Linked DNA regions of Homo sapiens: region 2 is linked to region 1. The links are chromatin loops, found by intact Hi-C in ENCODE. Cell type or tissue: Calu3. All regions are shown on one strand. Each heading gives the region's core, and the rest is flanking DNA. Links, peaks and the distances in the headings are about the cores only.

What was found. Peaks named below come from ENCODE experiments on the same cell type or tissue, not always from the same donor. Only the 100,000 strongest peaks of a DNase experiment are listed, where the experiment ranks them.
Region 2: it touches region 1 in a loop (3-fold over the local background); 4 of 110 quality-filtered maps call a loop at or near these places.

The regions. Positions count from the first base shown.
Region 1 is chr15:53,885,765-53,901,995 of GRCh38, forward strand. It overlaps a transcript of UNC13C not described here. Among named protein-coding and RNA genes, the nearest start is that of UNC13C, 85 kb to the right of the region's middle. In Calu3, for the core only: no CTCF peak of the experiment used is centred there; a DNase peak (open chromatin) is centred at 7,867.
Region 2 is chr15:55,161,146-55,177,376 of GRCh38, forward strand. No RefSeq gene overlaps it. Among named protein-coding and RNA genes, the nearest start is that of RSL24D1, 28 kb to the right of the region's middle. In Calu3, for the core only: a CTCF peak has its summit at 7,410 (motif pointing left); a DNase peak (open chromatin) is centred at 7,406.

The sequences.
Region 1 (16,231 bases), core at 4,497-12,496:
GTGTGAAACAACCTCACTGAAGGGAGTGGGGGAAAAAGATGCTGACACAAATAAGTTTGAAAACCAGTGGAGTGTGCAATACCAAAAACAAAAGGAGTTGGTCATTAAGTCCTGTACTCTCATTAATAAGGTTGTTTCTCGTTGGGTATGGTTAACAATTCTGACCCTGCTATACCTGTGTACTGGAATTGATCAATTATGTGAATGAATGGTGGATGGTGGGAACAAGGTTTCTGACTGTTGGGTTGGGAATTTACAGATAACGAAGAGGAAGAGGCTGGAATGATCTATATGGTAATGGATAAGAGTTGGAGACATTGGTGGGAACTCATGTTTAGATGGTTACATACAGAAATATTTATAGATATGTGTATTTCTATTGGTATATATAAGAAATGACACCTTAGTACCAACAAGCATACCGAACACCCAATCCTGGTTTCTAATATCATTCTCCAACAAAAAGAAATAGAGCTTCTGGGAGAAATGACTGCTTCTAGGACTGGGGCATATACAAGATGAGCTTGGAACATTTGTAGTTCCAGAGAGTTATGAAGTGAAAGAAAACCAAACAAAAACAAACCCAAACCTACCTTGATAGGGATATGTCAAAGGGTCACAGGAGCCAACAAAAAGAGCTTTCAATGGCCAAAGCTAGAAAAAGGTGAGGAACAAATGAAGTAAAGTAGTATTGGACCACAACCCCAAGTATGAAATAAGTATTCATGAGACCATACTTCTATAAGTAAATAACTGAATAAATTAATAAGCAGAGGAGGAAAAATCTCCCGCACAGAGGAACAACAAGTAATCTATGAAGACACTATACCCTAAAAGAGAGGCAGTATAATTCTTCACTCCTTAAGTTTGGGCTATGCATTGTGATTTCCTTCTAAAGAACACAGCATTAAAAAGGGAGGTAGGGGAGTGGAGGAACTCTACAGTGGAGAAAACTGATAAACATTATTTCAACTGGATGATCAAGGTCAGTATCACTAGTTACAAATCAGGTTGATAGTAGGTACCCTTGTTATGACATCATGAAATTGACACTTTACCTCTGTGATTTACCTCCCGCAAATACATGACTCCAGTCTAATCATGATGAAAACATCAGATAAGTCGCAATAGGGCAGCATCCTACAATATATGTGAGGAGTACTCCTAAAACATTTCAAGGTCATCAAAAACAAGGAAAAACTGAGAAACTGTCACAGCCAAGAGGTGCCCATGGAATTATGACAACTAAATGCAATGTGGTATCCTGTATGGAATCCTGGAACAGAAAAAGGACACTTGGTGAAATTAAGAAGATCTGAGTAACTATGGACTTTGGTTAATCCTATATCAATATGGCTTCATTAATTATAACAAATGTGCCATACTAATCTAAAATGTAATAATGTTTGTGTGTGGAAGGAGAAGGGTTATGGAAACTGTCTGTACTATCTTCTCCATTTTGTAAATCTAAAACTGGTCTAAAAATAAAGTTTATTAAAATATTGACTGCATTAAAAATGTCAGTTATTGATATCCTTAAAATCCCCCGTTATTTAATATGTTTATTCTTTTTATTCTAAGGTAATTCATTTTATTATAGGAAATGTGAGGAAACAAAGTATATTAGGGGTAAAATAAACACCCCAAACCATTATATTAAGTGTAACTCTTATTAACATTTTTTACTGCTTATCCTCTTTTTTAGATATACATGGGATTTCATGATTTTTGCTTTTTAATAAGTTGAAGACGTATCAGATATGACATTAATATTAGGCAATCCCCTTTCTTCATGTTGCATGGGGTCTGTTTCTTTTTGTTTTTATTATACTTTAAGTTCTGGGGTACATGTGCAGAACATGCAGTTTTGTTACATGTGCCATTGTGGTTTGCTACACCCTTCAACCCACATACATTAGGTATTTTCTCCAAATGCTATCCCTCCACTACGCCCCACCCCCCGATAGTGTGATGTTCCCCTCCCTGTGTCCATGTTTTCTCATTGTTCAACTCCCACTTATGAGTGAGAACATGTGGTGTTTGGTTTTCTATTCTTGTGATAGTTTGCTGAGAATGAAGACTTCCAGCTTCATCCATGTCCCTGCAAAGGACATGAACTCATCCCTTTTTATGGCTTCATAGTATTCCATGGTGTATATGTGCCACATTTTCTTTATCCAGTCTATCATTGATGGACATTTGGGTTGGTTCCAAGTGTTTGCTATTGTGAAGAGTGCTGTAATAAACATACGTGTGCATGTGTCTTTATAGTAGAATGATTTATAATCCGTTGGGTCCATACCCGGTAATGGGATTGCTGGGTCAAATGGTATTTCTAGTTCTAGGTCCTTGAGGAATCACTGCACTGTCTTCCACAATGGTTGAACTAATTCACATTCCCACCAACAGTGTAAAAGTGTTCCTATTTCTCCACATCCTCTCCAGCATCTGTTGTTTCCTGACTTTTTAATGATCACCATTCCAGCTGGCGTGAGATGGTATCTCATTGTTGTTTTGATTTGCATTTCTCTAATGACCAGTGATGATGAACATTTTTTCATATGTTTGTTGGCTGCATAAATGTCTTCTTTTGGGAAGTGTCTGTTCATATGCTTTGCCCAATTTTTAATAGAGTTTTTTTTTCTTGTAAATTTGTTTAAGTTCCTTGTAGATTCTGGATATTAGCCCTTTGTCAGATGGATATATTGCAAAAATTTTCTCCCCTTCTGTAGGTTGCCTGATCACTCTGATGATAGTTTCTTTTGCTGTGCAGAAGGTCTTTAGATTAATTAGATCCCATTTGTCAATTTTGGCTTTTGTTGCCATTGCTTTTGGTGTTTTAGACATGAAGTCTTTGCCCATGCCTATGTCCTGAATGGCATTGCCTATGTTTTCTTCTGTGGTTTTTATGGTTTTAGGTCTTATGTTTAAGTCTTTAATCCATCTTGAGTTGATTTTTGTATAAGGTGTAAGGAAGGGCTCACGTTTCAGTTTTCCATGTATGGCTAGCCAGTTTTCCCAACACCATTTATTAGATAGGGTATCTTTTCCCCATTGCTTATTTGTGTCAGGTTTGTCAAAGATCAGATGGTTGTAGATGTGTGGTGTTATTTCTGAGGGCTCTGTTCTGTTCCATTGGTCTAAATATCTGTTTTGGTACCAGTACCATGCCGTTTTGGTTTCTGTAGCCTCGTAGTATTGTTTGAAGTCAGGTAGCATGATCCCTCCAGCTTTGTTCTTTTTGCTTAGGACTGTCTTGGCTCTGCGGGCTCTTTTTTGGTTCCATATGAAGTTTAAAGTAGTTTTTTCCCAATTCTGTAAACAAAGTCAATGGTAGCTTGATGGGGATAGCATTGAATCTATAAATTTCTTTGGGCAGTTTGGCCACTTTCACGATATTGATTCTCCCTATCTATGAGCATGGAATGTTTTTCCATTTGTTTGTGTCCTCTCTTATTTCCTTGAGCAGTAGTTTGTGGTTCTCCTTGAAGAGGTCCTTTGCATCCCTTGTAAGCTGTATTCCTAGGTATTTTAATTCTCTTAGTAGCAGTTGTCAATGGGAGTTCACTCATGATTTGGCTCTCTGTTTGACTGTTATTGGTGTATAGGAATGCTTGTGATTTTTGCACATTGATTTTGTATCCTGAGACTTGGCTGAAGTTGCTTATGAGTTTAAGGAGATTTTGAGCTGAGACAATGGGGTTTTCTAAATATACAATCATGTCATCTGCAAACAGAGACAATTTGACTTCCTTTCTTCCTATTTGAATACCATTTATTTCTTTCTCTTGCCTGATTGCCCTGGCCAGAACTTCCAATACTATATTGAATAGGAGTGGTGAGAGAGGGCATCCTTGTCTTGTGCTGGTTTTCAAAGGGAATGCTTCCAATTTTTGCCCATTCAGTATGATAACGGCTGTGAGGTTTGTCATAAATAACTCTTATTATTTTGTGATACATTCCATCAATACCTAGTTTATTGAGAGTTTTTAGCATGAAGGGTGTTGAATTTTGTCAAAGGCCTTTTCTGCATCTATTGAGATAATCACGTGGTTTTTGTCATTGGTTCTGTTTATATGATGGTGTATGTTTATTGATTTGCATATGTTGAACCAGCCTTGTGTCCCAGGGATGAAGCCAACTTGATCGTGGTGGATAAGCTTTTTAATGTGCTGATAGATTCGATTTGCCAGTATTTTATTGAGGATTTTTACATCGATGTTCATCAGGGATATTGATCTGAAATTTTCTTTTTTTGTTGTGTCTCTGCCAGGTTTTGGTATCAGGATGATGCTGACTTCATAAAATGAGTTAGGGAGGATTCTCTCTTTTTCTAGTGTTTGGAATAGTTTCAGAAGGAATGGTACCAGCGCCTCTTTTTTTTTTTTTCTTTTTGAGACGGATTCTCACTGCGTCACCCAGGCTTGAGTGCAGTGGTATGATCTTGGCTCACTGCAAGCTCCGCCTTCTGGGTTCACACCATTCTCCTGCCTCAGCCTCCTGAGTAGCTGGGACTACATGCACCTGCCATCACGCCCAGCTAATTTTTTGTATTTTTAGTAGAGGTGGGATTTCACTGTGTTAGCCAGGATGGTCTCAATCTCCTGACCTCGTGATCCACCCGCCATGGCCTCCCAAAGTGCTGGGATTACAGGCATGAGCCACTGCGCCCAGCTACCAGTTCCTCTTTGTACCTCTGGTAGAATTTGGCTGTGAATCCATCTGGTCCTGGACTTTTTTGGGTTGGTAGACTACTAATTACTGCCTCGATTTCAGAACTTGTTATTGGTCTATTCAGGGATTTGACTTCTTCCTGGTTTAGACTTGGGAGAGTGTATGTGTCCAGGAATTTATCCATTTCTTCTAGATTTTCTAGTTTATTTGCGTAGAGGTGTTTATAGTATTCTCTGATGGTAGTTTGTATTTCTGTGGGATCAGTGGTGATATCCCTTTTATCATTTTTTATTGTGTCTGTTTGATTCTTCTCTCTTTTCTTCTTTGTTAGTCTGGCTAGTGGCCTATCTATTTTTTGACCTTTTAAAAAAACCAGCTCCTGGATTCATTGATTTTTTGATGGGTTTTTTGTGTCTTTATCTCCTTCAGTTCTGCTCTGATCTTAGTTATGTCTTGTCTTCTGCTAGTTTTTGAATTTATCTGCTGTTGCTTTCCTAGTTCTTTTAATTTTGATTTTAGGGTGTCAATTTTAGATCTTTCCTGCTTTCTCTTGTGGGCATTTAGTGCTACAAATTTCCCTCTACACATTGTTTTAAATGTGTCCCGGAGATTCTGGTATGTTGTGTCTTTGTTCCCATTGGTTTCAAGGAACATCTTTATTTCTGCCTTCATTTTGTTATTTACCAGTAGTCATTTAGGAGCGGGTTGTTCAATTTCCATGTAGTTGTGTGGTTTTGAGTGAGTTTCTTAATCCTGGGTTCTAATTTGATTGCACTGTGTTCTGAGAGACTGTTTGTTATGATTTCCATTGTTTTGCATTTGCTGAGAAGTGTTTTACTTCCCATTATGTGGTCAATTTTAGAACAAGTGCGATGAGGTGCTGAGAAGAATGTCTATTCTGTTGATTTGGGGTGGAGAGTTCTGTGCATATCTATTAGGTCCACTTGTTCCCGAGCTGAGTTCAGGTCCTGGATATCCTTGTTAATTTTCTGTCTCGTTGATTTGTCTAATATTGACAGTGGGATGTTAAAGTCTCCCACTATCATTGTGTGGGAGTCTAAGTCTGTAGGTCTCTAAGAACTTGCTTTATGAATGTGGGTGCTCCTGTATTGGGTACATATATATTTAAGATAGTTAGCTCTTCTTTTTGAATTGATCCCTTTACCATTATATAATGTCCTTTTTTGTCTCTTTTGATCTTTGTTGCTTTAAAGTCTGTTTTTATCTGAGATTAGGATTGCAACTCCTGCTCTTTTTTGCTTTCCATTTGCTTGCTGAATATTCCTCTGTCCCTTTATTTTGAGCCTATGTGTGTCAATGCATGTGAGATGGGTCTCCTGAATACAGCACACCGATGGGTCTTGACTGTTTATCCAATTTGCCAGTCTGTGTCTTTTAATTGGGGCATTTAGCCCATTAACATTTAAAGTTAATATTGTTATATGTGAATTTGATCCTGTCATTATGATGCTGGCTGGTTATTTTGTCCATTAGTTGATGCAGTTTCTTCGTAGTGTTGATGTTCTTTACAATTTGGTATGTTTTTGCAGTGGCTGGTACCGGTTGTTCCTTTCCAAGTTTAGTGTTTCCTTCAGGAGCTCTTGTAAGGCAAGAGCCTTACACCACCACCAGGTGGTGACAAAATCTCTCAGCATTTGCTTGTCTGTAAAGGATTTTATTTCTCCTTCACTTATAAAGCTTAGTTTGGCTGGATATGAAATTCTGGGTTGAAAATTCTTTTCTTAAAGAATGTTGAGTATTGGCCCCCGCTCTCCTCTGGCTTGTAGGGTTTCTGCAGAGAGATCTGCTGTTAGTCTAATGGGCTTCCCTTTGTGGGTAACCCAACCTTTTTCTCTGCTGCCCTGAACATTTTTTTCTTCATTTCAACCTTGGTGAATCTGATGATTGTGTGTCTTGAGGTTGCTCTTCTCGAGGAGTATCTTTGTGGTGTTCTCTGTATTTCCTGAATTTGAATGTTGGCCTGTCTTGCTAGGTTGGGGAAGTTCTCCTGGATAATATCCTGAAGAGTGTTTTCCAGCTTGGTTCCATTTTCCCTGTCACTTTCAGGTACACCAATCAAATGTACATTTAGTCTTTTCACATAGTCCCATGTTTCTTGGAGGCTTTATTTATTCCTTTTTATTTTTTCTCTAATCTTGTCTTCTCACTTTATTTCATTAAGTTGATCTTCAGTCTCTGATATCCTTTCTTCCGCTTGATTGATTCAGCTATAGATACTTCTGTATGCTTCATGAAGTTCTCGTGCTGTGTTTTTCAGCTCCATCAGGTCATTTATGTTCTCTAAACTGGTTATTCTAGTTAGAAATTCATCTAACCTTTTTTCAAAGTTCTTAGCTTCCTGGCATTGGATTAGAACATACTCCTTTAGCTCAGAGGAGTTTGTTATTACCCACCTTTTGAAGCTTACTTTTGTCAATTCATCAAACTCATTCTCCATCAAGTTTTGTCCCCTTGCTGGTGAGGATTTGTGATCCTTTGGAGGAGAAGTGGTGTTCTGGTTTTTGGAGTTTTCCGCCTTTTTGAGCTGTTTCCCCCCATCTTTGTGGATTTATCTACCTTTGGTCTTTGATGTTGGTGACCTTCAGATGGGGTCTTTGAGTAGACTTGCTATTCATTTCTGTTTGTTAGTTTTCCTTCTAACAGTCAGGCTCCTCTGCTGAAGATCTGCTGGAGTTTTCTGAGGTCCACTCCAGACCCTGTTTGCCTGGATATCACCAGCGAAGTCTGCAGAACAGCAAAGATTACTGCCTGTTCTTTTCTCTGGAAGCTTTGTCCCAGAGGGGCACCTGCTAGATGCCTGCCAGAGCTCTCCTGTATGAGGTGTCTGTCAGCCCCTACTGGGAGTTATCTCCCAGTCAGGATACACGGGGGTCAGGGACCCACTTGAGGAGGCATTCTGACCCTTAACAGAGCTTGAATGCTGTGCTGGGAGGTTTGCTGCTCTCTTCAGAGCTGTGAGGCAGGAATGTTTAAATCTGCTGAAGCTGCACCCATAGCCACCCCTTCCCCCAGGTGCTCTGTTCCAGGGAGATGGGGGTTTTATCTATAAGTCCCTGACTGGGGCTGCTGCCTTTTTTTCAGAGATGCCCTGCCCAGAGAGCAGAAATGTGGCAGTCTGGCCACAGCAGCCTTGCTGAGCTGCAGTGGGCTCCGCCCAGTTTGAACTTCCTGGCAGCTTTGTTTACACTCTGAGGGTAAAACTGCCTACACAAGCCTCAGCAATAGTGGATGTCCCTCCCCCCACCAAGCTCAAGCATCCCAGGTCCATCTCAGACTGCTGCTGTGCTGGCAGCAAGAATTTCAAGCCAGTGGATCTTAGTTTGCTGGGCTCCATGGCATGGGGCCCACAGAGCCAGACCACTTGGGTCCCTGGCTTCAGCACCCCTTTCAAGGGGAGTGAACGGTTCCGTCTCGCTGACATTCGAGGTACCACTGGGGTTTGGAAAAAAAACTTCTGCAGCTAGTTTGGTGTCTGCCCAGTTTTGTGCTTGAAACTCAGGGCCCTGGTGGGGCAGGCACTGGAGGGAATCTGCTGGTCTGTGGGTTGTGAAGACCATGGGAAAAGTGCAGTATCTGGGCTGGAGCACACAGTTCCTCAGGCTCCTTCCCCCACGACTTCCCTTGGATAGGGGAGAAAATTCCCCGACACCTGTGCTTCCCAGGTGAGGCGACACCCCACCCTGCTTTGGCTCGCCCTCTGTGGGTTGCACCCACTGTCCAATCAGTCCCAGTGAGATGAACTGGATACCTCAGTTGGAAATGCAGAAATCACCCACCTTCTGTGTCAATCGCGCTGGGAGCTGCAGACTGGAGCTGTTCCTATTTGGCCATCTTTGCTAATATTGGTATTTATTTCTTAATGGCTTAATAATAGTCAGTTGAATGAATGTACAACTGTTTACCTAAATATTCTTATAGTTGCTTTGGCAGACACCGTAGGTTGGCTCAACAAACCCAACCCCTTTATCCCTTTCCTGATTACTATAGAGAAAGTGAAAATCAAGTATCAATTTTCCAGCTTTCCTTATAGCAAGAAGTGGTCATCTGACTGGCCTGGAGTTATGGGCGAAAGTCTGCTGGCACAGTCACTTTCCCCTCTTACGCCTTGAATGGAGGCATGATGGTTGAAGTTGTAGCTGCTGTCTGAGAAAATAAGGAAGACAATTGTTGAGAGACCTGAGTATCTTGAGACTTCTTGCTATTATGGAAATAGACCCCCATTTATTTATGTCACTTTGGTTGGGTTTTGTTTTAATTATCAGTAGAAACATTTCTTTCTGAAATATTTATTTATTCATTTATTTGACTGTAAATGAGTTTTTTATAATTTTGTAAAACTTTTATTATAGCAAACTTTTGATATTTACAAAAGTCAAGAGATTAGTGTAAATTATTGCCCCATTAACCCTTCACCATGTTCAATAATAATCAACTCATGGACTATATTATTTCATTTAAATATTCCTTGATCACAATTTGTTCCACATAGTATTATATTGATAATTATGTTTATCAATATTACATTAGATATCACTAGATAAATATGTAATTATCTAGTGATCAGTTTCCATGAATAAAGCTTTTACTGTTATTAGGATCATTCCTTAGAAATTTTTTGTCGAGGCTGGGCGTGGTGGCTCATGCCTGTAATCCCAACACTTTGGGAGACCAAGGTGGGCAGATCACTTGAGGTCAGGAGTTTGAGACCAGCCTGGCCAACATGGTGAAACCTCGTCTCTACTAAAAATATAAAAATTAGCTGGGTGTGGTCGCAGGCGTCTGTAATCCCAGTTACTCTAGATGCTGAGGAAGGAGAATAGCTTGAACCCAGGAGTCGGAGGTTGCCACTGCACTCCAGCCTGGGTGACAGAGTGAGATTTCATCTCAAAAAAAAAAAAAAAAAAAAAAAAAGAAAGAAATTTTGTGTCATGTAATGGTCTTTGTCTTTTGGAAAACAGGTTGTAAGTAATTTAGGCATGGTCTACTACTGCGTAAATCTTAGAAGAGATCATTGAATGTTCATAAATTGATAAAATAAAAACATATATTTTATAAATATATTTCAGACTGTTTTAATAAACATAATTAAAAGATATCCCAGCTGAAGTAAGCTGTATATCTAATTAGTAATACATACAAATCCCTTGTAGACAAGTTTTCTATTCTCCAGCTGTCTGTGAGATTAGAATGTGTGCAGATAGCTGAAGAATGAATAGTGCTTTTTGTGTTTCTTAGGCATTACAGACGAGAAGGATTTACTCGACTTTGAATTCATTATATCATTACTATTTCCTCCAGTTTTATAATGTCAATTCCAAATTATTCAAAGGTTTGTGAAATTGCTGTTCTTTGAGCATTGAAAATATGAACTAAGACTAACATTAATCCATTGTTCAATCTTAATGTCTTTAACAAAGATCGGTCTCTTGTAAAATGTAAAAAAATTAAGTCTGAGTCTGTAGGTAAGATTGAGGCCACTTAGTCCAGTATATTTTAACTTTAGCATTCTCTTTCTTCAGAGCTCTGCCAACATTTTATTTGATTTTTACTTTAAAATGCATCTCAAACAAAATGATAATAAAAACAACACATGAATTTAAATATGCTAATGTCCATTAGTGACCATCATCAAGTCAACTTTAATTGCCAATGTAGAGTTCCTTAGGAGAACACTTCTCTAGTCATCTTCATGAATACATTTGAATATCATATAAACACATTTTTCGTTGAAAAGTGTGTAACTATCACTGTTTCATTTGGTGTTTGATTTTCACCTTACTTGTAAGAAATGTAAAAAAAATACTCCTAGAGCATATATGTACCAAATACAATTAAGTGACAGTAAGGCAAGATCTAATAATGAATTGTGCCACAGTCTTTCATTGTAGTGTTAGCACTTCCTCTAAGTTGAGTGCTGCTGTGCTCTTCTGGTTCAATTTAGTCAATTTTTCTGAGCTTGTGTATTTGTTTAGCAAAGGTGTCATTTGTAAATACTTCTTTGTGAATCAGTATTTTCTTCTTAATGTTGGATATTAGTATGAGTATTATTACAATATTCAATGTTATTATCATAATAATACATGGGATGGTGAAGTGGATATATGTTTTTCACCCCTAAGCCTTATGGCAGACTAGATACTTACTTAATTTCCACTCCATCCCTCTTCCTTAAAGGGAACCAGGTCATGTTCAGGGCAACTAGTTGCTCAGCTGAAAAGTATTCATGTTTCTCAGCCTCCCTAAAGATGTAAGGAGTGCCTGCTGTGGATTTTTAGAAAATTCTGGCTTTCTAAATGTGGGGACTATCCCATATTCTTTAGCAATTCCTTTTTTATTATGTCTGGCATCATCTTCCATTAGCATTAAAAACCACACCCTAAGGTGAATAGAAACATCAGAGACACCCGGGACACTGATGACCTCATGAAACTACTCCACCTGTCCTGGATGACCTACCTCCTAACTTTTTCTCTAATGAGAAAAATAAACTTCTATTTGGGAAGCCAACATAGTTAGGTTACTGAGGTTTTCTGTTACATGTAATTACTTTAAGACTGTGGAAATCACTGACAGAGTCCAGCCTCCTCATTTTGTAGAGAAAGTAACTGAACCCTGCTTTCCTCCCTCACTTCATAATACCTTATCCAACAGTGAAACTATATGTTTATTTACTATTTGTCTTCTTCACTAGAATGTAAGTTCTATGAGGTCAAGGACTTGGTCTTTCTTATCTATTGCTATATCCCTAGCACCTAGAAGTCTTGTCTCACACAGAGGAGACAATCAAGCTCATTGAATAAATGAAAGAATCAGTGAGTCCTCAATGGGGTCCAATGGACTGGATCCGGAAAATGGTAAAAATAGAGATTAAGATCCAACCTCCTGATTACCAGCTCAGTCATCTCTCATTATACTACTTGATGCTTTGGGAACTTTTTCGAGTACATGGATAGCAACAATAATTTTATACATACATTTATTTTATTGTTTCCTTGTTTTTGTAGGGATGAGGGTCTCACTATGTTGTCTAGGCTAGTCTTGAACTCCTGGCCTCAAGTGATCTTCCCATCTCAGCCTCCCAAATAGCCAGTATTATAGGCGTGTGCCATGGAACCTGGCTATACATACATTTAAATGGCAATACATTACAACTCAACTGAATTGATCCACAAGGTCATCACACTGTTATAGCATCATCTATTCAGGCCTTACCCAATGCCATTTTGGCCACTTTTCCTGAATTTCCTTGATGAGAAGCTATCCCTTAAATGACACTCTACGTAGACCCCTTTCTTGGAAAATCAGAAAGTGTATTAGCATATTAAAAGTTCTTCTATGTGCTGTAATTTAAAAAATCCATTTAACTTTACCTTGACACTTTCCAGATTTATTTTCTCTGAGAATGCCCCGACCGCCTTCATTTTCTGTCTAACCCCTACTAAAAATCCTGGGGGATTAATGTTGTACTTTGAAAAACTCTTGGTCTTGATAACTGTAGTTCTAGTTGAGTATTTTAAGTCCTTTGATTTTGTATAATAAAAACCTTGCTGAGCACTGGCATCTTGTGATAAAAATGCTGCTCTATACAAATGTTCTCTTATTGGGCTAACTCTTCCAGCTGTGAGACCCATGCTGATAGTTCAATATAAGATCTTCTACATTACTTCCTCCTGCTGGTGCACATAGTCCTAAAAATGCAGACTTTCTCCTTTTATACAGAGATAATGACCACCACAACCACCACCACCATCATCATCATCATCATCATCATCATCTTCTACTGTTAAAGTTGGGACTATTCAATTATTTTTAAACCAGTCATGCTTATCTTTTAAATATGGTGCTAGTGAAACTATTTGAAATGATCAGGGTAAGATGGTAAGGTTATTGAGTGCAGCTTTTCTTGACCTAACTGATTCTAAAAGTCTATTGAAATTCTTTTCCAGACACATACACACACACACACACACAAACGCATACACACTAACACACTTTTTTTTCTCCTAATAGCTATATTCTTCAAAAAAATCAAACATTTCCCCAAACAGTAGCCTAAAGAGGGAGGTTACCCTGATCTCTTCTGATTCCCTAGTAAATGAGAAAAGAATCAAAAGGTATTGGCTCCCCAAGGGAGCAGGGAGCTGACTATTGACTGGGCCATTTTAAAGTTAGGTTTTTATTCTGGCTTTATTGAGGTATAATTGACAAAATGTGTATGTATTTAAGGTGTACAATATGATAATTTGATATGTATACATTGTGAAATGATTCTATAATTAAGCTACTTAACACATCTATCACCTAATATTCCAATTTTAAAAAAATATAAGAATACTGAGTATCTACTTCCATAACAAATTTCAAGTATACAATACAGTATTATTGGTAATAACTATGACTATATTCGCTATGCTGTACATTAGAGTCCCAGAACTCATTCATCTTGCAACTGAAAGTCTGTCCACTTTGACCAACACTTCTCCATACACTGCCCCCCACCCCATCCCCAACTGTCCCCCACACCATGCTCACTTCCTCTTGAGGGTTTTGTGCTTATCTCTACTGGCTGGACGTTCTTCCAATGTGTTTCCATATAGTAACCTCATTTTCATCCTTAAAGACTCAGATTAATGTCACATCTCAGAGAAGCATTCTCTGATTATTTTAACACCATCAGTATTCTGTGCACTATATCCTGTTACACTATTGCACTTATTTATGTATATGTTTATTATCTGCCTATGTCCACTGGAATATAAGCTCTTTGAGGTCAAAGAATTTGATTATTGTGTATCCTTAATGCCTAATAGACAGCATCTCATAACAAGTGCTCTGCAAGAATTGCAAGAATCTGTTGACTCTCTGAATAAATCTAAATTGTTATAAACACATCATTTTCCTCTTTGTCTCAAATCGCTTCCTTCAAACCACTTTCCTTGCAAATTAAACTTCTTGAAAATCAACTTCTTGTGTTCAAAAGCATGCAGTAGCTTTGCTTTCTAAAAGAATTACATTCCAAACTTCTCTTCCTGAATTTCAAGAGACCAATTTTCTTAACTCACTCTTCTTATGCAAACTTTTTAGTCACTGTTCACCAAAATGAGCGCTTAGCTGAAAAACCAGTCTCTCTACTTTTTTTTTAGACGGAGTTTCACTCTTGTTGCCCAGGATCTCGGCTCACCGCAACATCCACCTCCCGGGTTCAAGCGATTCTCCTGCCTCAGCCTCCCGAGTGGCTGCTATTACAGGCATGCGCCACCATGCCTGGCTATTTTTGTATTTTTAGTAGAGAGTGGTTGCTCCATGTTGGTCAAGCTGGTCTCAAACTCCCGACCTCAGGTGATCTGCCTGCCTCGGCTTCCCAAAGTGCTGGCAGTCTCTCTGCTTCTGAGATGGTTCCTTTTTAGTTTCTTATCTTGGCTATTGTCCTTCCCATGAGAAAGTCTCACCCAGTTCTGCATGGTTCAAGTCCCATCTCCCCAACAGATAACTACCCCACCCTAGAGAAAGCTCTTCGTTTTCTGCCATATGTATATTTTATTTTATATTGTCATCAGATTAGTATAACATATATCCTATTTCATCTTTGTGTAGAAAATCTCCAGAAAGTCAAGCCTGAATCCTACTATTAAAATACCCCCTCGATCTTCAATCATATTATTCCGCAAATAGTACATCTATTTAATTCAAAATTAATGAGGGACTAGAATGATACCCTATGGATTTAATAAGGAATTATAATTTTTTAGTATTAAAATATAGTAAGCAGTTTATGTTATTAACAATAATGTGTCCCCAGACTTATTCCAGGATTGCAGACATAAGTGTTTAGGATGGCCATACGAGTTATAAAAATTGGAGAAGAGGGCCTGATGTATGAATATCAGACACAGAGGAATATTCTGTACTTAAAGAATTAAACATGTTCTTTATTTTTCTTGAAACATATGGGCTTTTCAGATTATCTTTTCTTTTAGCTTTACTAGCCATGGTGACAGAGAAATGTTTATTTACTGTAAACAATAGTAAAAGCAAGAGTAATGACAAATAGCGACTGCTGTTTGGACTCATTGTTAGGAAACCAGTGAGATATGGTGGGGATTATGAATCACTGTAGCTACACAATTCCTCCAAGGAGGGCAACAGTAGGATGTTCAGGGGATATTGCAGTATAAAAATAGAGGCCCAGTGTTCATCAAACTTCTATTTTTTTTTCACTGTGGGCCAAAAATGCATTATCTTCCACTTTAAATCATCCAACTTTTAAAGACTCAGATCAATGTCCCATCTCAGAGAGTTCAACAGATCTGGGTCCCAAATCTGCAATCTTGATTGTGTACATTTGCAATACTGACTCATAAAATGTACTATGTTGTTAATCAATTGAGCTACAGGAATAGGCACTTCATGCTCCCTGTTTTATCTTCTTTTTCCATAAGGGTTTAACGTACATTCATTTTTTTTCCCTCCTTTTCAACATTAGTCTTGATAAATTACCAAAAGATGAATTTAAAAGTTTGGTATGTATTTTCTCATAACAAAAGTAACATACATCTCTAAAAATGTGGAAAATACTCAAAAACACATATAAAGTATAATAATAATTATTCTATACACATGATTTTTATTCATTTTCTTCTATATTTAATTTATTATATTCGATTAACATAATAGTCATGGGTTTATTTTTTATAAAAAGAATTTCTCCATTAAATTAAAGATTCTTAGTAAGCATCATTTTAATGTCTTCATAGATTTCTTTTTTTTTTTTTTTTTTTGAGATGCAGTCTCACTCTGTCATCCAGGCTGGAGTGCAGTGGCACGATCTCAGCTCACTACAAGCTCCACCTCCCGGGTTCATGCCATTCTCCTGCTTCAGCCTCCCAAGTAGCTGGGACTACAGGTGCCTGACACCATGCCTAGCTATTTTTTTTGTATTTTTTTTTTGTAGAGATGGGGTTTCACTGTGTTAGCCAGGATGGTCTCGATCTCCCGACCTCAGGTGATCTGCCTGCCTCGGCCTCCCAAAGTGCTGGGATTACAGGCGTGAGCCACCATGACCAGCTGATAGATCTCTATTACTTGGATGTGCCATAATTTATTTAGTCCCTCCTCTATCTATAGACAATTAGGTTGCTTCCAGGATTTTTCCTTATAATGAATAATGTTGAAATTAACATTTTTGTATATAAACTCTGTCTTTATTGTAAATTGTTTTATGAGAAATAGTCAATGGAGTCAAACATATGAATATTTTTGAGGCCAAATTGATTTCCAAAAACATTTTGCCAATTTATAATGCCATCAGAAATTTGAGAGTGTATGTTTACTGCACCCAAGACATTTGGATATTCTCATGAATGAAAGTTTAAAGGTAATTGATTATTTCATGTTTTCACTCCTCTCTTCAAGTCTCTCTTATCTCTGACTTATCTCAGCAGACCACTTTTTTTATTTATGGTGAAAATTGAGGATTCCTATCCCTCTATCTACAAAATTAAGTTATTACCCATTTCCATTTTCCTCAATGGAAGAA
Region 2 (16,231 bases), core at 3,308-11,307, 1.3 Mb after region 1:
TATTGAGATCTATTGCACCGCAAGGTGACTATAGTTAATAATAACGTATTACATATTTCAAAATAACCAAGAGAGTAAATTTCAAATATCTCACCATAAAAATGACAGGCAAAGGAGATGATGGACATATTAATTATTAATAGCTTGATTTAATCATTCCACATTGCATATATCAAAACATCACATTGCATCCCCATAAACGCATACAATTATAGTTTTTTAATATTAATTTTTTATAAAAGAAAGGGCTGTTTTGTTGCAATTAGCCTTTGCTTTGAACAGATAAAGTACACCCTTCTTAGGATGCTTCTGCGGGCTTCCAGAAGAACCTCTGCTTATTCAGTGCCTCTGTCCTAAGTGACACACCCCAACCCAACTCCCCCTCAACTCTCCACTCTTTTCTCATTCTACCAGCTCTGTTTCCTGTTTATAGTATTACTTTACCTTCCAGACCACTTCTCCAGCTCCAAGACCCTGTTTCAGCTCTGGACTATGATTTGGCACTCAGTTCCTAGTTAGGATGCCTCTTGCCACTCTCAGTAAATATGCTGTTCAATTCAGCCTGGCCCATAAGTGGCCTGCAGGTCCTTGTGGCCAAGGTCCCCACCCTGTGGCCAAGGCCTGCCCACAAGCAGAATCTATGCCACTGAGAATCCAGTCAAGCAGGGAAAGTCCCTACAGCAGCTCCATAAAGCTGCAGACTTTGTGAAGGAGGAAATCTGAACCCCGATCCAGAACAAATGCCTGAGACAGCAACGTCCTGTCCCCTGTCTGTGCTGTTGGTGCGATACCTGATGATAACCAACTCTTGGTCTTGAGGAAAGGGAGAGAGTCATGAATAGTGTTTCATCTTAAACAGCTCCCCAAGGCCCACAATAATGGTTACTACAAACAAATGCCCATTTTTGGATGAGTGATGGAACACTGGTTTCCCCTATGGCAAATGGCCAGTGATTGAAAAAAGGAATCCTAAATTATATTGTATGCAGCCTTACCAATGGAAAACCAAATGAGAGTCCTCAAAAAAAAAATAAAAATTTGTTTGTTTTTTTTTTTAACCCAGCCATCCCATTACTGGGCATATACCCAAAGGATTGTAAAACACGCTGCTATAAAGACACATGCACACGTATGTTTATTGCGGCACTATTCACAATAGCAAAGACTCGGAACCAACCCAAATGTCCAACAATGATAGACTGGATTAAGAAAATGTGGCACATATGCACCATGGAATACTATGCAGCCATAAAAAATGATGAGTTCATGTCCTTTGTAGGGACATGGATGAAGCTGGAAACCATAACTCTCAACAAACTATCGCAAGGACAGAAAACCAAACACCGCCATGTTCTCACTCATAGGTGGGAATTGAACAATGAGGACACATGGACTCAGGAAGGGGTACATCACACACTGGGGCCTGTCGTGGGATGGGGGGAGTGGGGAGGGATAGCATTAGGAGATACACCTAATGTAAATGACGAGTTAATGGGTGCAGCACACCAACATGGCACATGTATACATATGTAACAAACCTGCACATTGTGCACATGTACCCTAAAACTTAAAACATAATAAAAAAAAAAAGAAATTTGTTCTTTACTGCTGGAATTATTCACAGGAAATAGAGCCTAGTTATTATCTTTTGATACCAAATAAATGTCTATGAAGGGAAGATAAAACATTATTTCTAAGGATATAGCTGCCTTTACCCATTCTCCTATGTATTTATGTTCTAGGTAAATGTATTTTTATTTGACTAAGAAACATTATTACAATATTGGATTCATAAAAGTAGTTGGAATTGTATTTGCTCATTTCCTACTTAATAATATTTTGAGAAATCTTGGTCATTTAAAACTCTTTAAGCATAGTGTTGGAGAAATAAAACTACCTGAGAGGAGCTCAATTTATTCAAGCCACTCTAATTATCTCTACACTAGGCTGCTACCAAATGGCGTCTATTTTTACAAAACAAAGATTTTGAAGAGGAAACGTTCCCCTTGCAAGTCTGTTCAAACTATCCTGTCCCTCTTGGAAAGGAGCAGTATAAGCCTCCTCCCACTCTTAGCATCTAGCTGCCTTTCTGAACACCAAGATATGCTGGAATTCCCACAGAGGAAGCTCCAGCATGTTTCTCTGAAAGGCTGGGTTATCTACAAACTGGTCCAGGTCAAAGCAGGAGATGTTATTATGCTGAAACAGAGGTAGCATTGTGTGATGACATGAAAACAGCTAAGAGAATGGAGGCCTGGGTTCCAGCCCTAGGGCTACCTTTAACTGGGTATGTGACCTTGAGCAAGTCTGTGGGGCCTTTATGAGTTTCAGTTTGATCATCTATCCTAGGGGAATAATAATATGGGCCCTTCAAACTGTGCAGGGTTGTAACACACCTTAAATGAAAGAATTATGCAAACGTACCCTGAAAAAGTTTAGATCTCTGTAAAAATGCCAGGTTGCAATCACCACTGAATGAAATCTCATGGTATTTGGGGAGACAGCTAGTTCTAAAAGTTACAGAACCTGAGTCATATTTGCTCCATTCCCTGGTATATAATCTGAAATCGCTTCTTGATGCTTTATTGATGAAAAATATCCCAAGTCTTCCTCGTAAACACATTTTTCATGATTATTTTCTTTCACAGTGTTTTTCTATTCAAAATCAACAGCTGAATAATTCAACCCATGTCTGTAAGCCCACTGCCTTCTGTTGGCAGGACTAACAATGGAGATGGGAAAAAATGAGGGCAGAAGAGAGCAAAGCCATCCCTTTTTGTATTTCCATCAGAGAGCTTGCCTGGAGTCTGTCCTAGGTCCTTAGCTTCTCTTATTGGTGAAAATATTCCCTGTTACAGCTCTTGTCACTGCCTTGGAGACATTTCACCCTGACTGGTAGGCTGTCACATGGCTGTCAGTGGCCTCAGCGGGTTCGCCTACCTGCTTGTATTTCATTTCACATCCGTGCAAATTGCAGCAGTAAGGTCAGCCGGAGAGATGCGCAGCCTTTCCACCGCACCTTCAGCAGAAGCCCACTTCATGCCCTCCTCTGCTCACCATTCGTCAGCCTGGGTCCTCAGGCCCTTATTTTCTGCCCAGTTCACACAAACCCTATTACTTATTTTTCTCCTCTCCAGCAGGGGAGCAAAGCTACATTGCCGTCTGGAAACACAATTCCTCCTGTAGATCAGACCGAAAGAATGTCTCATCTTCCCAGTAGTTTTTCTTATCTTTAGAAGAAAAATCCAAAGTGACTTTGGCTGTGGTCAATCATTAGACCTGAAGTCACCAACTTCATTTGTCTGTTTTACTCTTAAAATCAGGGTGACAGGAATGTTCTCTTGGCAGCTGGCCAGCCCTTCCAGTATTATTGCTGTGTCTTCAGCAAGCATGAAGTTTGGGGTTAGAGTTGAGAGTCCTGGAGACCTCAACATTTTCCCAAGGCTGAAGTTCTGCCAGCATCTTGGGCAGGTTACTAGTTTGCTTCCCTTTAGCCAAAAACTCGAGTATACCAGATTCTTGGGCAAATACGGGTTATCAAAAATGAGTCAGTCCTTCAGTAGCATGTAAGAAAATATATACGACTTTCCTCTTGATCACCATCTCCCAAAAGAACAGTGTGTCTTTTAAATGATTGTTTTCCATGGCAACTTCCTCTACATTGAGAGTCACAAGAGTGGTCCAAAGTTGGCCCAAGAAAACCTGTACCTTTTACTCCCAAGTTGATTTTTCAAGCATCTCAGACCATTACAGACCAGGTCAGCTTTCTCAGCTCTTCTCTAGTGAGAAAGGGTCTCCGGAAAAGTCGGTGAGGACAGCTACTCAGGTCTTCCATGGTCAGTTTAGGAAAACAGATCAAAATATTTTATGAGGTGTAAAAATAAGCCATGAAAAATTGTATACTTCAGCAGAAAGCCCGTGCTAAAATCCCAATACACTGAAAAGTTTCCCTGCAGTAATATTGGTCCACATTTCAGAAGGCTAGAGGGAAAACACTAAGAAATAATTTTCTTGTTCAAAGAATAATTTGTTCTCTGGTAGAGCTGCAAGTTTAAGCAGTATTTCATAATGGAACCCTTTGGGAAAGATTTGAAACAAAATAAGCTACAATCATTCCCTCATTCATTATTCAACGGTTATTTATTGAACACCTACTACATGCCAGGTTTGTTGGAGACTCAGTGAGGTTTCCAAAGATGAATCAACCCTGCCTGGATCCCAAACTAGGAATTTGACCAAACTCATTGAAGAGGAAAACGTCAGCATTAGCAGTAACAACATAAAACTTCCTGTTTATCAAGTGCTAGGAACTATGCTGGATATTCTCTTCCCAACAGCCCTACCAGAGAGGTACAAGTGAAGTCAGTGAGATTAAGAGACTTCTGGTAAACTGGCCAGCATATACACAGCTAGTGTGTGGCAGAATCAAGATGCAAACCAGGGCCACTCTGACCCCAAAGCTTTTGATATGATAAGCACCGCAAGGTTCACTCTGAGAAAGCTGACTGGCAGTGCTAGAAGGGGAGAAATTACATCTCAGCCTTTCTTTAACATGGGGTTTCAAAAGCAATGTTAACCTAGACTTGGTGGTGTCACCTTAATACACATGTAACATACAACTTTTCTCATCCTAGGAATGAACCTGGCAGCTCACTTCAGTTTCTCATGCTCACTTATTTTTGTAAATGTTACTGATTGGGTTATGGATCTTAACATCTTTGGACTGGCTACTTTGTCCTGACCTCTCCCGTGGCAATCAGTTCTAATTTCATTGAAAATGCTACATGTTCAGTCTGTCCACTTTCCTAGATCCCCTTTTTCTTTCCTGGCAGAAACCTTTACCATGTGGTTCCCACGGGGTTATTCCATATCCTCCCATATTAGTCCATTCTCACGTTGCTATGAAGAAATACCAAAGACTGGGTAACTTACAAAGGAAAGAGGTTTAATTGACTCACAGTTCTGCATGGCTGGGGAGGCCTCAGAAAAATTACAATCATGGCGGAAAGCACCTCCTCAGGACGGCAGGAGAGAGAATGTGCCAGCACAAGAAATGCCAGATGCTTATAAAACCATCAGATCTCGTGAGACTCGCTCATTAACACGAGAACAGCATGGGGGAAATCGCTGCCATGATTCAATGACCTCCACCTGGTCCCACCCTTGACACGTGAGGATTATTACAATTCAAGGTGAGATTTGGGTGGGGACACAGAGCCAAACCATATTGCTTCCTTTCCCTAAGAACAGGATCAATCCAGATAACCTGAATATTCCATTCCCACTGACCACAGTGATTGGTTCAGATACGAGAATGGGACCCACTCATACCAATCAGTCTGGAATGCCAAGGAAGAGAGTCTCTTGCCACTGGGTGGTAAGTTGGAAGAGTGTGAGTTCAGAGCTCAATTTGCCATCTTTCCCCACATACACAGCTGACGGACAGAGTGTGTGCACCCTGACAACACCACAAAGTGTCTGGCCCCTCGTACCTGAGGCTAACTGCACATCTGGTCTTTTCAGTATGGAATGCCAATAAGTGCCTTCTTTCTAGAAGCTCTTTTGAGTTGGGTTTCTGTCACTAGAAATCACAAAAATTCTAACACATTAGGGCAGTTAGTTGTCTACAGAATTCTTTGATTATGTGTGCCCCATCACTAAAAAATTTTGCTCACCCTTAGTATATGTACATTTATTATATACTTGTATTGTGGCACAAACATTACAAAGCATACACAAAACATATATGTTATAAAAGGATGATTAAAAGCTAAATATAAATAATAGCTTAATGTTTTCTTTCTGAATCCCTTTGAATTACCTTGCAAGCCCCTGAATAGCCACATCCCACTTTAGAGACCACTTCATTAAAGAATAGTACCAACCTAATGGTTTACAACCTGAAGCCATATTGGAAGGCTTTTCTTCAGAATGCCAGTGTTGTCAATAATATGACTGCAGTCTAACAGAAACCTGCAGAACCAAATTCTCCTATTATAAGCAGATGCCCGATCATTAGCTTTTAATTATATATTTAAATTGCAAATATTTCAAAAAAGAACAGCATTCCAAATTGACACATCTGGAACTCCGTGGAAAGGGAAAATGATCTAAGCAATAATTCTGGACAGAGCCATGTCTACTGTCTTCTACCTAGAGAGCAAACAGGAAGAAACACTATTCAGTTTCCTGAGGTCTGTGTGGAGGCAATCAATGCAGTAAGAAGAATCATAGCAAGAGTGTGAAGGCCCATGCCTATGAAGAAACACCATCTTTGTACTTATAAACTGCTCAATAAAAGTTTCCTAAACAGAGTTAGGAGGATAAGAGATATTGGGCAGTACTGAGAGAAAAATCAGAGCTCAGGACTTAAAAAATAAAGCAGTTTCTATTGGTGATGCATTCTAGCCTGTCGCTTTGCTGGTGATTGGTAGAGATGAAAGTCATTGAAACTTGGAAGACTGGGAATTTTAGAAAATGGGATGATGAGGAGCTCAATAACGTCCTCTCCTTTTCAAGGCCATCGCTGAAACCCTCGCTGCCCTCCCCATGGAATTAACTTTCTCATAACTTGACTTTGGTGCCTGTCACACTGTGTCATAGCTAGGTGACCTTCATCTAGCTCTTTCACCTAGCTGTAGGTATTTTGACTACATTTCATTCATCTCTGCATCCCTAAGGCTTGCTTAACACAGGACGGGGCAACTTCTGTGATGAACAAATGCATGCATTACCCAGCTGAGAGCCAAAAAAAAAGAAATTTATTTAAGGCTTTTGTTTGGCAAGAGATAAAACAGTAAGAACTCCAATGTACAAGGAATACCATTCCAAATAGAGAACTTTCTCATCTCTACCTGAAGATGTAAAGTGGATAAGAAATGGTGAGCCTTATGTGAGTCACTTTAAACCCATATGTGGTAAGACCTGCAGCCTGAGTCTACTGCTTCAAAAGGCAAGAGGTACCTTCTTATACCTTCTTATGCCTTCTCAATGACACATTAAAATAAGGAAAATAAAAATGGAAAATATTCAATATATGTGATAACCTCTTTACATGCATCAACAAAAAATATAAATATGTACTATCATCTCCAATTTACAGATGTGAAAACTGAGATTTGCAGAGGTCAAATAACTTACCCAAGTTAACAAAGTCAAAATTCAAACACAGAATTGTGTGACTTCAAAACTGTGCTTTATTAGAGGTTTCATTTGTTAAGCAGCCCCTCTCCTCTAGGTGGCCCTAGCTGTAATCCCTCTCAACCAGGATGCAGGATTTGATCCTTGGGTCCTTGTTGACTACGTTCCCATTTAACCCCTTTGCTGACTGACATCCTGTCTTTCTGAGCCTCTAGGATTGGTAGGACAGCACCTTTAGGAGTCCTGATTCTAGCAACTCTCTGCTGCCCCCACCTGGCACCCAGAAGCACATACTTGATCATTTCAACCTAATAAATCCCTCACTAGCACTATCCAATAGCCACAATATGTAGCTAAGTTTTCAAGAAGCTACATTAACAAAGTAGAAAGAAATGGATGAAATCAATTTTCATTACTTTGTTTGGGACAGGGTCTCGCTCTGTGGCCCAGGCTGGAGTGCAGCGGCCTGACGTGATCTCGGCTCACTCCAACCTCCAAGTCCCAGGCTCAGGTGATCCTCCCACCTCAGCCTCCCGAGTAGCTGGGACTACAGGCGCATGACACCACGCCCTGCTAATTTTTCTATTTTTAGTAGAGACGGTTTCGCCATGTTGCCCAGGCTAGTGTCAAACTCCTGGGCTCGAGCAATCCTCCACCTTGGCCTCCCAAAGTGCTGGGATTACAGGTGAGAGCCACCACGCCTGGCTACATTTTTATTTAAACGTATATATCCAAAATATTATTTCAATACCAAAAATTAATGATATTTTACACACTTTTTCCATCAAAATCTGGTATATATTTTTACAATTAAAACACATCTCAGCACCATGGGGAAAGGTATATTTAAACACACACACACGTAATTAGCCGCTTTTTAAGCACTCAGTTACCACGTGTGGGCTAGTGGCTGCTATAGTCGACAACTTACCCTGAGACACTAAATCCACTTTTCATGTCTGGTGAAATAAGTAAAGTGTTTCTGTCTGGAGAGAAAATGGCATTACCAAATTTAAATACTTAGCTAATGTGTTCCACCAAATCAACCTGGATTATGATAGAAGTCTATTACTTGAGAGGCAATCTTAATATAATGAGGAAAGCACGGGCTTACTGGTCAGATGATCTCAAGTTCAAATCCCAGCAAAACCACAGATGAAAGGATCTTCACTAATTGTAATTGTGAGAAAGCAGGCATTTATTTAATGGAAAATTAACACTCAGCAAATGGATAACAACTTGTGGTACATTTATATGATGGAATATTATACCTCATTTAAATTAATAAGCTAAGTCTACCTGTATGCACAACATGGATATAACAATAATAATGTTTCGTGAAAAAATATGATACAATAGGACATCCTCACATGAGATCATTTTTTAAAAGTATAAGTACTTGCAAAATAATATAATATATTGTTTGTGGATATAGACTGACGAAGCTAAATTATGAAAACACGCCTGAAAAGGTAAATATCCACTTCAGAAGAGTGGTTCTCCCCCCACCCACCACCCCCACCGCAGAGAGCAGAGAAATCTGCTGGCCCCTCACAGGGGACCAAAGGAAGGATGCTCTACAATCGGGGAAAAGGGGCTATAGGCCCTGGGAAAGTTGGCTTGCCTACCTGCTGCTCTTCTCACAGAAATGCCTCTTTTTTTTTTTTTTTTTTTTTTTTTTTTTTTTTTTGGAGACTGAGTCTCGCTCTGTCACCCCAGGCTGGAGTGCAGTGGCACAATCTCAGTTCACTGCAATCTCTGCCTCCCAGGTTCAAGTGGTTCTCGTGTCTCAGCCTCCTGAGTAGCTGGGATTACAGGTGCCTGCCATCATGCCCGGCTAATTTTTGTATTTTTTTTTTTTTAGTAGAGAAGGGTTTTCATCATGTTGGCCAGTCTCACCTCGAACTCCTGACCTCAAGTGATCCAGCCGTCTCAGCCTCCCAAAGGTCAGCCACCACAACTGGCCAGAAATGCCTCTTTAAAAAGACATCTGATGAAATACTATAATTTCTAAGTGTTTGAATGTTGTTATAATTATTAATCATTGACACGTTAATCATTTCCATTTAGCTTCTTATCAATCACTACAATTCTTAAGAATAAAATGTCTGCCCAGAGATAAGAATGTGGAGTCGGAAGATGCTTTATTACTAGAAATATTAAATCAAGATGAAATTGCAGAGTTGTTCCAAGACAAAAATGTAAAGGCACTTTCTGGCCCTTTCTATTGAAAACTAAAAGGAATTTGAAAGGGTAGTTACTGCTGTTAATGTTTCACTGCGCGACAATTTAAGGAATTTACTTTGTTATAATACATCTGACATTGCCTCAACTCCCGTTCCAATCACAGAAATGCCTCCAATAAAATACATGCCAGGAATTAAAAACACTTTATTATTATCATTATTCCTTTAAAGGGGATATGGGGAGTTCTTTGTGCAGTCCTTGTGATTTTTCTCTAAGTTTGAAATTATTTCAAAATAAATTTTAATTTAAAAAAAGGGGGTGGTTCTCTAGGGGTTCTCTGAATGGAGAGAAATGGAACACAGTGTGGAAGGGGAGACTTCAACTGTATTTGTGATGATTTATTAAGAAGGAAGAGGAGGAGAGGGAAAAGAAATTCTAAGACCAAAACTCGGGCAGTTAACAAATGACTACACGTCAGGAAGCCCCTTGCCTGAAGAACACCATTTGTTCAGCCTCTCTCTCCTGTTAGTTTTGAAGGAGCAAACCCATCCAGTGCAATTCTTTTTTTTTCTTTCTCTCTCTCTTTTTTTTTTTTTTTTTTTTTTTTGAGATGGAGTTTTGCTCTTGTTGCCCAGGCTGGAGTGCAATGGAGCAATCTCGGCTCAACACAATCTCTGCCTCCTGGGTTCCAGTGATTCTCCTGCCTCAGCCTCCCGAGTAGCTGGGATTACAGGCATGTGCCACCACACCCAGCTAATTTCCTATTTTTAGTAGAGATGGGGTTTCTCCATGTTGGTCAGGCTGGTCTCGAACTCCCAACCTCAGGTGATCCGCCCACCTCGGTCTCCCAAAGTGCTGGGATTACAGGCGCGAGCCACTGCGCCCGGCCACAATTCTTAATCTAGAGAGTTTCAGACAAGCTCCGAACCAAAAATCTGTTTTCCAAGGTAGCCCACCTTCCCACATGGCAAATCTGTCCTTCAACGACACTGGCTTGGAGAAGGTTCGAGAAGCACAAAGGGGTAATTGCTAAATATTGAACTTCCTAGACAAGTCTGGGAAGAAACAACTTTCTGAACCAGCTAATAATTTAAGTTAAATGGAGCATGAAAAGGAGTGCCTCCACAGTTTACTCAATCTGTAGGATTTCTACAGAAAGCTATACCCAGAATAAGAAATTTTTTAGTAATTAATGCAAAGTCGCTTGTCCTGCAGGCACTTGGATTTTAATACAGTGCTTACAGAGGATTTATTCCTAGACATCTTTTTTAATCAACATCTCCTAACCCATCTGTGCTTCTGCAGTGAGGTTTCTAATGCTGAAGTGCTATGACTATTTCCATTTGCTCCATTATAATTATGCAAAACCATGTGTTTTGTTCTGCCTGATCCCAGTTCAATTTAAACACTGATTAAATTGGAAATAAATTAATGTGGTGCAAGTGTTGATGGAATCATCATAAACTGGCACTTACCCCTGGAAACAAACCATCCTCTAATGAATTAATTGTACTCTTTATTTAGGGAGAACATTAGATGTAATCAAATGGAGTGCACACATATTCACAGGCCCAAATAAATGGGTATGTTACAAGTGTGATAGTAAATTAAGTTAATTTCAAGAGGCTCTCTAGCACAGGATACACAGGCTGTAATTAGAAAAATAAGGAGTCCAGTAAAAGAAAACATATGATCTGCCTTGCCCATTTGACAACACCTTGTCCTTCCAAGGTAATGTGACTTTCAATCAAAGAGAATGGGGATGATTAATTCCTTGATTAATAACATGTACACATTCAAAGTAATGGAAATTCTAGATATTCACCAGAGAAAGTTTCTGCAGACACCACAGGAGTCTTCTACAAACCAGTATAATGCCACAGGCCCTGGGTTCCTTGCAGATAAAATTTGGAAGCTCATTAAAGGTATTTTATGGCTAATCTTTATTTCCATGAGCGTCTTATAAAGAGGAGATAGCTAAATTAGCAAGTGCATTTCCACTCCTAGAAATCACAATATTCCAACCCAAACAGTGAGACAACTCTAACCCAGCTTTTCTGGAGATGAGCCTGCACTGGACCTGAAAGGGTGGAGTTCTCAGCAGTTGAGGCATTCTCTGGGCACCCTGCCTATCTTTGGGGACCCTTGCTGAAGGATGGAAGGGGTCCCTCTAGTTTCCTTCAATTAGAACCCATGAACTTCTAAGAACACGCTATTCAAAATAAGGAACAGATTACTTTCCTGGATGGATAGAGCTCACAATTAAGTGGGCAAGTACAGCAACCCATGTTATGGGAGTAAACCAGGCCCAGGCATAACCCAGGTTCCCTCCAAATAGAGGCATCACAGATACAGGCAATGAGGTGTGCACAGGTAAGGAGAGCAGTAGGAAAATAAAAAGATGCCTGAACCTTTTTAGAAAAAAACCTTCTCAGGCTGAGATAGGTCCAAAATTTAGCACATTTTAAAATAGTTTTTGTTTTTAATTACAAAGTCAGTACTTCTCATTTAAAGCAACATCTGAATTAACACACAAAGAAAAATAACATTTAAAACATCCATAATGCTATTTATTCAGAAAATATTTGTCCTTGCAATGGTATTTGTAATTGTTTAAAAGCAGGATTTCTAAATCTCAGTACTACTGACGTTTTGAGCCAAATAATTACTTGTGGTAGGGGGCTGTCCTGTGCATTGCAGGATGTTCAGCGGCATGCCTGACTGCTAATCACTAAAGGCCAGTAGCACCAACCTCCACCCTGCTTGTAACAACCTAAAGGGTCTCCAGACATTCACAAATGGCCCCTCAGAGGCAAAAATCACTCCTGCTTGAAAACTACTCTTTTAGAGGAATCATATCATACAATTTTGAAACCAGCAATTTTCATTTAATGTATTGTAAGCATCTTTCTATGTCATTCGACACATGACTGCAGCATCTAATTTAACTAGTCCTTAATCAGTCCTTAACTTTATTTAACTAGTTCTTCTTTTCAATGTTGTGCTAAAAAATATAGTGAATATTTTAGTACGTGCATATTTGGGCACATAATTATTTCCTTACGATATATTTCTTAAGTACAATTTCCGAGTCAAGTTTTTGTATATTTTTTATGTCATTTTTCTTTTAAAACCCTTAACACACCTTGTATCATTTTCCATTTGTGATTGGTGTCAGCCTCTGTGACTTTCTTTCCCTCACTATTCCATGTGTGCAAGGATTGCCATCTGTTCCATTTACTATAATATCCCCACCATGTCTAGAAGTGCCTGGCACATAGTAGCACCTCAATAATATTCATTGAATGGGTGAATGGATAACCGAAAAAATAGCAGTTAAACTTTCAAACACTTTGCAGGTTGCTAGTTTTGTAACTCACTCATCTTATCCAAAAATAAACATTTGAAGTTGATCCCAAAGTAATAAATAGGCTATAAATATATCTTGCTTTTAGAGAAGAGGGAAGGGTATTAAGAAGAGGTAGATTAAAAGTCCAAAACCTAGATAGGAGCGGTGGATCACGCCTGTAATCCCAGCACTTTGGGAGATTGAGGTGGGTGAATCACTTGAGGCTAGGAGTTCAAGACTAGCCTGAGCAACATGGTGAAACCCCATCTCTACTGAAAATACAAAAATTAGCTGGGCAAGTGGTGGCAGGTGCTTGTAGTCCCAGCTATACTCCGGAGACTGGAGCAGGAGAATCGCTTGAACCCAGGAGGCAGAGGTTGCAATGAGTCGAGATCGTACCACTGTATTCCAACCTGGGCAAGAGTGACGCTGTGTCTCAAAAGAAAAAAAAAAAAGTCCAAACCCGAACACTTGGGTTTCAAGGCTGCAGTTAGAGTGAAGAGATTTTGGTGGAGATAGGGAAGCAATGAACTATTTATTAAATCCCCATAGCTCCAGAGCTTCTTTAAAAAGTAATACTTATTTACTACCCTCATGACTGTAAAGCTCCCTTCCTGGGAAGAAAATAATAAAGACAGAAAGTGGCTTATTTGTTTTTATAAGTCAGCTAAGAAATTCAGAAGATGCTGCTTTGACTAAATCATTTGTGTTTTATGATGGAAACCCTCCAAAATGAGATTGAATAGTTCATCTGCACTAACACACTGTACCTGTCCATATCTCACTAATGGACCTTGAACTCCAATGTCATTGGGGAAACACAAATCTGATGGTAGAATGTCTTAGTCTGTTTGCTGCTGCTAAACAGACTACCTGAGACTGGGTAATTTACAAGGAAAATAAATTTGTTTCTTACAGTTCTGGAAGCTGGAAGTCCAAGGCTGAGGGACTCGCATCTGGTGAGGGCCTTCTATCTGCGGCATTCAATGGCAGAAAAGCAAAGGGCAAGAAAACACATGGGAGAGACAGAGCCCACTCCCAGAGCCATTTTTTAAAGGCGTTAAACCCACCCACAAGAGTGGAGCCTTCATGGCCTAATCACCTGTTAAAGATACTGTGTCTCAATACTATTACAATGGCAACCAAATTTCAACATGAGCTTTGGAGGGAACAAACATCCAAACTGTAGCAAAGAGGTTCTGATAAAATGCTTCAAGTAATATTCCACTTACTGCTATGCCTGTCCACAGATGGTACAACTCACTTATCTTGGAATAAAAACCCCAATGTCCTCCCTGCATATGTCCTCTTCACCTCCTTTTAAAGTTAGGTGAGTTTTTGTGTGTGTGATAAACCATGCACCAATGGAAGGACAAGATTATGATGAGTGCCTCATTTAGGATCCAAGCAGAAGTCTTAGCCAGGCCTTCATAATTGGGAGAATTAAAGATAAAATATGTAGATCCTGGCAAATGGACCATGCAATCCTCACTGTTTAATTCCAAGGTCGCATCGACCCAGAGAGAATATTAATCAAACTCCAATAAAAAATGAAAACGATTGTCTTTGTACCCTGTTTTACAGCTCAAGGAACATCCAGCTAACTATCATAGTGCAGTCCTATTAGGTATTTGGAAAATTATGTAACTGCTACCGTAGTTATCCAAGCATCAATCTAAAAATGTTCTCATTATTTTGGTGAGCCACTTGATAACATAAATACAGTGTTTCACAACATGCCTCTTGAAAAGGCACTATTTGAAAACACCTTTACATTAATTGCCTAAACTAAGAAATTCTAGCTATTACATAGATCACTAGTTCTGAACCTTGGGAACACATTAGGATCACCTGGTGGCTTTTTAAAAATACCAGCACCTGGGCCCCAATCCCAGAGATTTTCATTTAATTATTCTGGGAGAGGCCCAGGCACTGGCAATTATAAACCTGCCCCAGATAATTCTAATATGCAATCAGATTTGAGGCCTCTCTCTCAATGCTACTGGAGCTCATCCTCTGCTGCTTTGACCCAAATCCTCCTGGATACCTAATCTCTAATGGAGACTTCTCAACTCAAAGAAAGAAAACTTGTTCAGTAAGGTAAACTTTATTTCTGGGAGTCCATATAACTAACAGTGGGGATGAAATATTGTCATGTGTGTGGTGCATTGAGAGAACATGATCTTAGATTCTTTGCCACATCAGTTGTTAGGAAGACAATTCAAATGGCACACTAGTAGTCGGGAGGATAAGGCAGGAAGATTGCTCGAGCCTGGCAGTTTTACAGTGAGCTGAGATTGCACCACTGCATTCCAGCCTGGGTAACAGAGCTAGACCCTGTCTCTAAAAAAAATTAAATTTTTTTAAAGAAGAAATCAAGTAACACATCAGGCAACTTCAAAGCCTACTTCTTACCTTAGATGAACCCTGACACTTAGCATCCAAACGTTCATGCCCTGGAACAAAGACAGTATTCTTATTGGCAATAATCTCAACAACTTGGAGAACTTGAAAATTGGCACAAGTGCAATAAATATTAGATTTAAATGGTCCTAAAAGACATGATCTATATCTAGAATACACTTCCCTATAATTCAGATTTCTCAAATATAACACGAGCTAATTATTTTGTTGCTAAATGAGGCAAGCAATGCCTCACACATAGCAGACACACAATAAACATTTTTTAATCTAATTAATGCTGAAATTGCTCATAAAGTGGGTATTGATAAAATTTAGAATTCTTATTTGATAACAAGATTAGCAGGCATTTCAGCACTGACTGTAAGACAGTTCCTCCAACAATTATACTAGAATTAATATCGTTGCTGTACTAATTTTTTTAAGAACAGTAAATTTCAAAAATTGTCATTTCATTAAAGTTGCTGTCTTAATTACACTTAACCTCAAATGATATCCTGTCAGTCCTGAAAGAACTGGGAAGAAAAAGTATCCATTCTTGTCACAAGAAAAATTAAACTACTCCATAAAATCTATCATTTCCCCAAGACATTTTCTTTTACTGCTAGATTTTTTTCCTCCAATGAATAAAAAACATATATTGAGGACCAACCATGTGCCAGGCAGGCCCCATGTTAGATGCTGTTTAGGATATCGGCTAGTGATTAGGAGTCAGACAGACCGTGCTTGAATCTAAGCTCTGCTAGTTGTTAGTGATATAGATCAAGTTACTCAATTTCTCTAACTTTCCTGTTTCTCATCTGCACAATAAGAAGGGCTAACTTGCGGGGTTGTTGATATTGGGAGACAATATATGCAATGTACCTGGCCTTAATTATTGCTCTGTCATTGGAATCTCACAACTCTGGGACTAGAGGGTACTATATCCTCTTTGCAAATGTGTAATCAAAGGCACTAAGAGGTTGTGACCTAGATACTTTTATCTTTTGAGATGCTTTCTCCCTACACTTTTTTCGGGGGGGTTGGGGGCAGACAATCTCTCTCTGTTGTCACCCAGGCTGGAGTGCAGTGGCACAGTCATAGTTCACTGAGGTCTTGATCTCCTGGGTTCAAGCAATTCTCCTGCCTCAGGCT